Regions from separate parts of the Homo sapiens genome. Here region 1 is linked to region 2. The links are chromatin loops, found by intact Hi-C in ENCODE. Cell type or tissue: MCF 10A. All regions are shown on one strand. Links, peaks and the distances in the headings refer to the core of each region. The heading gives the core; the rest is flanking DNA.

Region 1 (5,371 bases), core at 194-5,193, 140 kb before region 2:
ACCTTGCAGCCCATTCCCTGCTCTCCTTTTCCTACCGTTGTGGTCCTTGGCAGCAGGGGCGGGGGTGGGGATGCATCCTGGTCATTGGGGTCCCCCAGGTCAGTTCAGCTGGACCAGTGCCTCTCAGCAAACACCACCTCCAGACCCCACCAGGAGAAGAGGCCTGGCTGCCACAGGGAGCAGGGCTGGGAGCATCTCAGAGCTGCTGGGCGACCAGCCCCGCGTCCTGGCATCCTGGGCCCCCTTGCCTTCATCAGGCGTGGAGTGGATGCCTGGCTGTGGGATGCTCAGGTGGCAGTAGGCCAGCAGCAGAGGAAGCGGGGATAAGGGGATGGCCACAGGCTTGCTCCCCGCTGGGCCCAAGGGCAAAGGTCAACCTCTCTGGACAAGGGCAGTTTTGTTGCCGGGTTCCTCCCACGCCTTGTAAACTTGAAGAGGCCCTTGCAGGGTAAATGGTGCTGTTTGACTTGAGTGTTTGCTTGAGGGATTTGTGGGGCTTCCCGGCCCTCTGCATGATTTATCTCAGAGGAAATGAGGCAGCCCTAGGGGAGGGGGCGCCATGGTTGAGAGCAGCACACAGGTGTTTTGTCCATATGTGTGTTTTGCTGGGGAGGGCCTCTGCCTGGCATCCCCATCTCTGGGTTTGGGCAGTCCGAGTGCACCTTCTTGGATTCTTCTAGGCTGTGTCAAGAATGCCCAGAAGACCCTGACAAGGCTTGGTTGGGGAATCTAAGTAGAGGGTGTTTTTGCATCTTTTTTCTTTACTAAAATAGTGTGTATTCTTTAGTTAAAATAGAAAAAAAATCTTCAACCAATGTGGGCAGCCACCCACCTACTCAGATCCAGCCTAGCTTTGTGGAAATGACCATCCTCTGTGTAAACCATTGGGATGGATGTGTATCCTTGTAGATTTTTTTTTTAATGTCACATTTAATACCCATATAGTTTAATTTTTATTCCCTGAAACCTGCTTTAAAAAAAAATCCTACAATATATCATGGGTTTCCTTACATTTTCTGTGAATTTGCACATACAAAAAGGTCCTTGCTTGTTTTGTTGTCTGTCAGGTGTTAATCGAATTCTGTGTGGAGCGTCTTGGTGGTCAACATCTTCCCATGTTACAAACCATGTTTCAGTGGACACACATGTCTTTGTGTTCTTTTGCACACATGTTTTGAAGTTTGAGCCTTACAGGTAGAATTCCTGGGACCAGGGCAGTGCACATGTTCTCCTAGGTCCTGCTAATCTATTTGGGAAACCTCTCAGGCCCCGAGAGTCTTCTCTCTCCTCCTCCTTGCCCTTTCCCCTGTCTTTAAAATATACTTTCTCTTGTAATTCATGAAAGTTGATTTTCTTGTCCCAGGTATCCTGAATGAATGCCCTTTGATGGGCCTGGAGGAAGGAAGAGAGGAGAGGGGTTTCCTGGTTGCTGAAGGGCATCCCTTACAGAGAAGCCCACAGAGGAGTGTTCTGACCAATGTAGGGTACAGGTAGGAGGGTTGGTCTCTTCCTGGCCTCCCTGCAGGGAACAGCTTAGACTGTGGCTGTCTTTGTGCCTCCCCTGTGCAACTTCCACCCATTTCTCCTAAGCCCCTTGAACTCACAGGCCAACTGTCCCGTGCTCAGGCTGGAGGGACATCATCTCTAAAGACTGCTGCCTGCCTGAGTGGAAAAGTTGACTCTCAGGCCAGGCTCAGGGCTCACGCCTGTAATCTTAGCACTTTGGGAAGCCAAAGTGGGTGTATCACTTGAGTCTAGGAGTTCAAGACCAGCCTGGGCAACATAGTGAGACCCCCATCTCTACAAAAAATAAAAAATCAGCCAGGTGTGGTGGGGCGTGTCTGTGGTCCCAGCTACTTGGGAGGCGGAGGCAGGAGGATCACTTGAGCCTGGGAGGTTGAGGTTGCAGTGAACTGTGATCACTTTAATTTTAGAATTCTGGGCCAAATTTAAATATTCTCTCTTCATTAGCTTTTGCTGGGAAGCTAAACATTTGACTGTAGTTAGGTGTGTGTGTGTGTGTGCGCACTCGTGTGTGCATGTGCATGTGGAAATACCTACCAAGAACATAATCCTCTGATGGCGAGAGGGAAAAATTCTAGACCAATAGATTTAGTTTTTTGGATTCTCCGGAGTTAACCATGACCTGGTTCCCCAGCTTTGTTCAGAGGCTGTTGGTTACATAGTACAGGCCTGGCACTGAGTCCTGTTTGTAGAGAAAGGGTGAGAAGTGTTTGGGGCCTGCGAGCCTCTTTGAGTATCTGGATGCTGCCCTGTGGGAACAGGTTATTCTGTTTGACTCCAAGGCTAGAGTGAGAACCAGAGGTTAGGAGTTGCAGGGAGGCGGAGTAGCTCCCGGTGAGCACGACCCTATCCCAAGGAGCTTTCACTTGTGGAGCAGGCCGAGGGTGGCCGTCATCGTGGTGGAAGCAAGCAGTACGGGGCCTGATCTCTCTCTCTCGGTCTTCTGACCCGAGGATCCTACCATGTTATGAAGGCTGGGGGGAGCAGCTGAAAGGACCTCGAGGTCTGTGACCCACCCTGTCGCACTGGGAATTCGTGGCCCACTCTCACGGCCCTTGCTGGCAGCCTGATTCACACGGCCCTGAATCATCCCTGGATTGTCACACAGGCCCGGATCCAGGCCCCTCAAGGTTAGCCATTCAGGGGACTGCAAAGAGGCCAAACCATGGTATAGACTCCTGATTCTGCCGAGCACTTGTGGAGGTGGGCTCTGCGGGCTACCACCCAGAACCGGGCTTTGTGTCATTTCAAGGCTGCCTTTGGAATGAGTTTGTTTCTGAGCTGGGAAGGCGGGAAGCCGCTGCAGGAGAGCGTTGGCTCGTCTCCCCGCGGCTGCCACCTTGTGGGGAACTCAGGCAATGACAGCCTCCTTTGTTCCCCAGCAAAGCAGACTCATTTGGAGCCAATGGGGTTCTCACTTGGCTTAGGGGATGTTTAGACAGTAAAACATTTGAGGTAATTTTTTTTTTTGAGACAGAATATTTCTCTGTCGCCAAGGCTGGGGTGCAGTGGCACAGTCTTGGCTCACTGCAACCTACGCCTCCTGGGTTCAAGTAATTCTCCTGCCTCAGCCTCCGGAGTAGCAGGGATTCCAGGTGCCTGCCACCACACCCGGCTAATTTTTGTATTTTTAGTAGAGACAGGGTTTCACCATGTTAGCCAGGCTGGTCTGGAACTTCCAATCTTGTGATCTGCTCACCTCGGCCTCCCAAAGTGCTGGGATTACAGGCGTGAGCCACTGCGCCCGGCCTGAAGTAATTTTTAATTGGCATTTTTGAGGTATTGCTCACCAATCAGGGCAATCCAGTTTAGATGCTGGACCTTTCCAGATGTGGGTAGAAGGCGTTGGTTGACCAGATGTCAGGACTGTCCTTCACTGACCCAGTATAGTCATGGTGAGCCCATTCTTCGTCTTTTTTTTGAGACGAAGTCTCGCGCTTGTCACCCAGGCTGGAGTGCCATGGCGTGATCTCGGCTCACTGCCACCTCCGCATCCTGGGTTCAAGCAATTCTCCTGCCTCAGCCTCCCGAGTAGCTGGGATTACAGGTGCCCGCCACCACGCCCAGCTAATTTTTGTATGTTTAGTAGAGACAAGGTTTCACCATGTTGGTCAGGCTGGTCTCAAACTCCTGACCTCAGGTGATCCGCCTACCTCGGCTTCCCAAAGTGCTGGGATTACAGGCATGTGCCACTGTGCCTGGCCAGGGCTTTTTTTTTTTTTTTTTTTTTTTAAAGAAAGATTTTAGATGTAGAGTGGGCACTGTCAGTGAGGTTCTGTTTCTCAGTGTGCATTCCTGTTTTGCAACAGTGATGCCATTTTACAAAACAGTGAAGATTTTGACTGCCTGAGATACCTGTGTACTGCTTTTTAAAATAAGTTCTGTATTTTTGGTGTACTAGTAAGATTTCCCTTGAAAGAAAATGTTCTGCTTTAAAAATAAATAAAGGAAAAAGAATGAGCCTGAAATGAACCAATCCTCCCTCCCTCTCTCCCTCCCTCCTTTCCCTTTCTTTCTCTCTCTTTCTCTTTCTCCTCCCCTTCCTTCCTTCCTTCCCTTCTTCCCTCCTTCCCTCCATTTCTCCCTCTTCCTTGACTTCCTCTTTAAGAGTCTACAGTCCTAGAATCTAATGCTTAGGTCTTAGAGGAAGACCTTACTTTCTTGTTGCTATGATTCTGACTTTTAAATTAAGCCCTCTTTTGCTTTTTGTGTTTTTCGTGTTTATTGAGAGCTGACCCTAATTCCAAAGGGAGTGTTCCATCGTCCCAGCTTCTGGTTCTCTAGGCTGCAAACGCTTGATAAACCAGGCTGCCACTGAATGAGCCAGGTGATTCCTCGGCTGTTGGAGCTGGAAGGGCCAGACAAGCTTTCCTGGTCTAGCCTGGGCATTTGAGGAATCCGGAAGCTGAAACCCAGAGAGGTGGAGTGACTCACCCCAGGGCTCAGATCCCATGAGGTGCTTAGCCAAAGCCAGCAGCCCCCCTGGCAACCTCTTAACTCATCTTCTTGGTTTGTTTTTTTCTCTATAACAGCACCCCAAATGAACTTTAGTGCCTGTCATTTAGAGTAGAATGCTGTCTAGCTTAAAACCCTCCACAGCTTCCTGTCTCACTCAGGAGACAGTCTTCACTGTGAGGCCTGCGGCCATGGCCACCCCCATGCCCACACCCACTTCTCCAGGTCCCCTTTGAACCCACCTCCCCCTGTGCATTGGGCTCTTGCTACTCCGCCTTGCCCCTCTCTGTCTCTAGAACACGCCTGCAGGCCCTGCCTCTGGGCCTTTGACCCTGCCCCCCTCTCTGCCCAGTGTGCTCTCGCTGCTCTTCTTCATTTGCCTCTGAAGTCGCCTTCTTCAAGAAGCCTCTTCAGCCTTAGCCTCCCTCACAGACCTCCACTCTGCTGCTCAGATGGCTCTCTCCAGCCCATTATTCTGTTTTATTTTTTATTTTCTTGATAGTTCTTACCTTGCTCTGAAGTTACTTTATTTGGCCTATCTGTGTGTCCACACCCTCCAAATTAGGATAAAAGGCCCACAGGGCACAGCGTCTTTCTGTCCTGTCTGGCATCACCAGCCCCTAGACCAGTGCTAGACATATTAGGTACTTGCATGGGATGCGGGGGGACCCTACACCATGGAGGGTCACCCTAGGGCTTTTGAGAGTCTTTAGGTCCGATTTACATAACCTGATTCTGGGCTATGTCACTTTCTGGGAGGACTCAAAAGATTCAGTATGTAATTATACTCAATGGCTGACATTTATTACAACAAAAGTACACAGAGCAAAGTCGGCAAAGGGGGAAAGGCGCGTGAGGCAAAGTCCAGGGGAAACTGGGCCTGAGTTTCCAA
Region 2 (5,371 bases), core at 83-5,082:
CTAAGGCCCCTTCCAGCCTCGCCACTTTGAATGGATGAGTGAATGAATGAATGGTTGATGGAACTGAACCAGATCCCTTCTAGTTTGAGCTCTGAGAGAAAGTCAAGTGACGGTGGTGGGAGGCAGGGGGAAGGTGAGGAATGTGACCACTGCAGATGCTGATCCCAGAATGACCAGAGTTCTGCGAGGACTAGGATTAGGACACGCTCAGGGAGCCTGCCCCTGCTGAGCGCTTCTTTTCTGACTGGCTGAGTGACCTGAGGGAAGCCATGCAAGCTCCCGAGGTCCCATTTTCCTCTCTAAGGAGAGGATTATTCTGTGCTCTTTGCTCCTTCCTCTTCTGTAGCTAAATTAAAATGCACGCGTGACTAACAGCAGCGCTGGGGTGGTCTGCGTGGAGTGCTGCCTGTTGGGCTGTGAGCAATTTGCCGAAAAAGTCTTCATCCTGGTAATTTGGGCCAGATGCTTCAGTGCAGACCCCGCTGACTCATCAACAGCCCTGCCTTCCTGAAGACTGAGCTGGGGGTCAGCTCTCCACTCATGCCATCTGCCTTTCCAGAAGCACCCTGCTGGAGGGGTGCGGGGGAGTGGGGGGCAGGAAGAACACGCACTTAGGGAGACTACTTGGTGTGGGGGGATCTGAAGGATGGGGAGTTATTTTAGCTGGCATGAACATTTATCGGAAGGAGGAATTGGTATAAGTGATTGTCTACGTGTGGGACTCAGGGGGCTGTGAAACTTGCATGCATTTGGAAGAGGAAATGTTCAAAAGCACCAGTTCACGATATTTTCACAGCTGTTTGGGAAGCAGTCTGTGGGCAGAAGCAGCAAGCTCAGGGACAAGTGAGAGAGCTGATGGTTTGGCAAGATGGGCAAAAGGCTCTTTATAGCTTTGCACCCTTTGTTCTTTCTGCTGCTCTCGGCTTCTCTTTCCTCTCATTTTTCCAGATCCTCTGGACTTCTGGGTTTCTGCCTCTTGTTTCCATATGTCACCTTCTGTGGCAGAGCACATTTTGGTTGCAACTGACTATTCCCCAACTTGTAACAACTTGGGGACACAGTGGGGCTTTATTGACACCTGGAGTCAAACCCTGAATTTGAACAACCAAGTTTTAGAAAGGGAAGGTTGCAGCTGGATTTCAGGAATGGCCGGAACTGGGACTTGAACTCTGTTGGCGGAGCCTCATCTTTGCTTCTCTCTGTGTGGTGGTTTTATCGTCTCTTACCATAGACCAGCTTCTGCTACACGGTCGGAAATGTGATTGCCAACAGGTCCCCGGTTCACCTTTTGTAATTCTGACGGCTGGAGAGGGGCTGGCTTTTACTTTCTTTTCTTTTCTTTTTTTTTTTTTTTGAGACGGAATCTTGCTCTTTCGCCCAGGCCAGACTGCAGTGGCGCTATCTCGGCTCACTGCAAGCTCCGCCTCCTGGGTTCCCGCCATTCTCCTGCCTCAGCCTCCCGAGTAGCTGGGACTACAGGCGCCGGCCACCACGCCCGGCTAATTTTTTGTATTTTTAGTAGAGACGGGGTTTCACCGTGTTAGCCAGGATGGTCTCAATCTCCTGGCCTCGTGATCCGCCCGCCTTGGCCTCCCAAAGTACTGGGATTACAGGCGTGAGCCACCGCGCCTGGCCAGCTTTTACTTTCTCTATCCCAAGTTGAATTAGGGAGAAAGCTCAAGACTAAAAATCACAGCTCTGCCAGTGACTATCTGTGTGACCTTGCAAGAGTTCATCGCTCTGAACAGCAGTTTTCTCGCCTGAGAAGTGGGAATGAATATAGCTCCCAGATCAGAGAGGCAGGTATTGGCTGGTGGTTGGGAGCAGAGGCTCTGGAGCCAGAACACCTGGCTACAATTTCAGTTTTGCTGCTTAGATGCAGTGTGACTTTGGTCTGGGTCCCCAATCTGTGAATGTCCCAGCTTTCTCATCTCTAAAATAATGGGGATGATAATGACACCTATTTGTAGGGGTGGTGTGAGAAGTAAATGAGTCAATGCTTGTAAAGAATGTAGTTCATTGAATGGCATTTGGCAGACAATCAGTGCTAGCATTTACTCCTTGCTGTCTCCACAGTTCTTGGTGACATTTCTCTAGGGCCTCCCCATGGCTGCCACTTAACCAGGACAGGCTGTGAGCTCTGGGCCATTCCCTCTGCAGCCAGTGGCCCCTCTGCTTCTTTCTCTGCTACTCCAGAATGGAAGTGAGTAAGAATTGAGAGTGATGTTCTTATATTGAATCTGTTCTGATTTATAGTTTTAAAAAGTAGCCATTCTAGAACCTTCGTTCCCTATTATGAGTGGATTGCTTTTAAGAGTAGCTTCTATTCTGAGCACTGCATCAAATGCTCCATATTCATGATTTAATTGTAACAACAACACAACCAGGCAAGAGTTCCTAACCATCCCCCCACCCCTTTTTTAAATAGGTTAAGGAAATGCACCTGTAGTTAACTAGCCAGAGATCATGCACCTGGCTTATGAAGGCGGCATGATTAAAACCCAGCTCTGTCCGGCTAGAGGCATCTTCTGGGGAAGGCTGAGCCGAGATTGAGCGTGGAGACCACGTTTCCTGGAGCCCCAAGGCCTGGGCATCCTGGTGGCCTCGGCGGGAGCTTCTCATCTGCCTCAGTCTCCCCTGCTCCCTGAGTCAGGCAGGCCTGTTTGCATAGAAGCTTAACCTCTGCTGGCTGGTGTTTTGTTTGCTCACACACTGACTTTCACTCTGTGCGCCTTTGCCTTGACTTGTTTCCCAACTAGAGAATAGGTTCTATGTGGTGGGTGTTGTGCCCAAAGTCTTTGTCTCCCTCACTCCCCTCGCCCAGGGCAGGAGATGGAGCTCCGCGCCTCCGTGATCTGGGCTGGAGGAGAGGGAGAGGAGCGCGTCAGTCCCGCTCCCCGCCAGGCGGTGGCGCCAGTGTGCAGGCCAGGCCGGGCTCAGCGTGGCTGTGGCGGCTCGGCAGCTGCAGCCCAGGCTCCTCAGTACCCCACCGGGAGAAGCACTCGTTCTGGGCGTTACCTGTGGGGGCAGGGGGCAAGGGGAGAGGCGCAGGGGAGTGGCGAGGTTGTAGCAGAGAATGTGGGCGTTCGTTGGCCCCGCGGTTTCGGGCTCCTGCTTTCTGGGGACAGCCAGCATGGCCCTGAAGTCCGCCGCCCTTCAGAGCGCGCCCCTCAGAGCCCAGGGGTGCCCGCGCCCGCTCCGGTCCCTCCGCCTTCTGCGGAAGGAAAACCAGGCCCTGGCTCGCTGGGACGGGTCCTTTCGGGGACTGCGGCTGCTTCCCTGTTCGTAGACTCAGCAGCCGGCGATGTGACTTCAAGGCCCCCTCGAGCTCTGCCTTCTTAAAAAATAAAACGTAGACCTCTCCTTAGCCATGTGGGTTATGTGAGAGCAGCCTGATGTGGTGCTGCTATTCATTCATTCATTAGTTCATTCACTCATCTGGGATCGAGAGCATGGTGTGCCAGGCACCTTAGCAGAGCAGAAGACAGAGCGAGAACCCGGCAGACACCGCCACTGCTCCTGTGGGATCTGAGGTTTAGTGGGGACACAAGGAATTGAGCACATGGCACGGAAAGTGCCCTTAAACCAGCCCGGGAAGATGAAGGCGAGCTTCCTGGAGGAAGAGGCACCTAAGCTGATGACTGAAGGCGAGAAAGAGTTGACAGGGCTTAAAAAGGGGGGTGGGGGTGGGATTGAACATGAGGCCTCAGGGACTCCTTGTTTTTTCAGCGGGTGTGGGGAGCTGGCTCTGTGCTCTCCCATTTTTGTCACTGAGTGCAGAGGCCCATGACCTGGGTAGGGAGGAAGCTTATTTCCGTCTGTCCCTGTGCAAGGCATGCACAGGGTTAGGACTCTGATGAAATCGAATTTTCTTTCTCCCCAGGAAAACGATGTCTGTATGGGTCTCCCCGGTTTTGCCCACAACTGCAGGGTCCTATGGATGCCCAGTGGAGCCCACGGTGAGAACCTGAGGGTGAGGCTGAAGAGACCATGCTCCCCTGTGGTAAGTACCTGGCTTCCTGAACCGCCCTTCCTACCTGCTGCCCCGGTGACTCTGCCGGCCTGTGTGTCTACACAGGCTGTGGGGAGGGAGGTGCGGGGGGTGGGCTCTGCCCTGGCTACTCGCCTTGCTTCCATCTAGTGTGGCTCTGCGGGGCGAGCCTACTCCCCTTAGGATACCCTTCTGGTTTTGATGGCGTGAGGCAAGTGTCATTCTTGGCCCACAACAGCACCCCAGGATGCCCGGTGAAACACAATGGGTTTTCCCAGCAGGGTGGGGTGAGCTGTGCCTGGCTGGGCTGGCCTCCCTGCTTTCTTCATTTGTGGTCTCTGAATGACGGGTTCCTGGCACCCATATCTTGGGGCCACCGGGGCGGGGCTTGCTGCCTTTCCCCTGCTGTTTGGTGAAGGGCCGAGACTGCCAGTGTTCCCTGCCAGGCCAGTACTCCTCCTCTGGTGGCCTCCCCTGACCAGACGAGGGTGGGAGGCAGTGCCCTGGAGGAGAAAGGGCTTGGGGGTTGGGAGCAAAAGGCTGAGGGGCTGGCCATTTTGGGCTCTTTACCCACAGCAGGGTTTTTACAAAGTCCTGCAGGCTAAGGTGTGAACCTTGGTTTCCTACTATAAAACAAAGATGCCCATGCCTATGGTGACTTGGGTGTAGTATGAAGCTATGAGATACAAGGACAGTGACAGTAATGATAACCAGGGCTGCTGCTTATCAATTTTTGCTAAGCCAGCTCCTGTGCATGGTCTTTACATTTGTAAATCATGCATGGGGCATAGATGTGAGCTGTCTACATACTGAAGAGCACAGTGTTACTGAGAGTGGGGTGGTGATGACTGCTGTCCTGGGCTCCCTAGACCTGGGTGAGCCCAATAGCAACCCCAGGCCTCCTGTGTAACCTAGACAAGTCCACCTCCTCTCTGGTGCTTATGCTTTATCATGGAGGCGTTTGGCCCAGATGACCCATGAGGGTCCATCCTGTGAAGTGGCCTTGGGAGTGTCACCATCAGGAATCTGCCAGGGATGCTGAAGGCAGGGGACAAGGAGACCAAGGTGCTGGTTATTGATGACAGGTGAGGATGGGAACCTGGTGGAACCAAGATCTGACCCTTGAAGGGCCTCCAAATCCATGGTTCCTCATTGGCAGTTATTCTCAGCCCTAAGAAGAGGGTGTCCCTTGCTGGAGGTGATTCGGAATCATCATGACAGTGGGGCATGGAGGCTTTGTCATCCCAGCACTTTGGGAGACCAAGGTGGGAGGATCGCTTGAACCTAGGAGTCAGAGACCAGCCTGGGCAACATCATGAGACTCATATTTCTACAGAAAATTTAAAAATTAGCCAGATGTGGTGGTGTGTGCCTGTACTC

Evidence for each region. Hi-C counts contacts between places; a loop is a spot of excess contacts. Peaks named below come from ENCODE experiments on the same cell type or tissue, not always from the same donor. Only the 100,000 strongest peaks of a DNase experiment are listed, where the experiment ranks them.
Region 1: it touches region 2 in a loop (4-fold over the local background); 12 of 110 quality-filtered maps call a loop at or near these places.

The regions. Positions count from the first base shown.
Region 1 is chr10:77,844,320-77,849,690 of GRCh38, reverse strand. All of the region lies in intron 5 of DLG5 (discs large MAGUK scaffold protein 5), which reads left to right. Among named protein-coding and RNA genes, the nearest start is that of DLG5, 80 kb to the left of the region's middle. In MCF 10A, for the core only: a CTCF peak has its summit at 2,875 (motif pointing left); DNase peaks (open chromatin) are centred at 2,850 and 4,420.
Region 2 is chr10:77,709,138-77,714,508 of GRCh38, reverse strand. LOC105378372 (a long non-coding RNA gene) reads left to right here and starts at 3,821. Exons shown (of 2, transcript XR_001747510.2): 1 at 3,821-4,003. RefSeq lists a silencer at 1,679-1,910 and enhancers at 4,027-4,216, 4,587-4,646. In MCF 10A, for the core only: a CTCF peak has its summit at 2,903 (motif pointing right); a DNase peak (open chromatin) is centred at 2,898.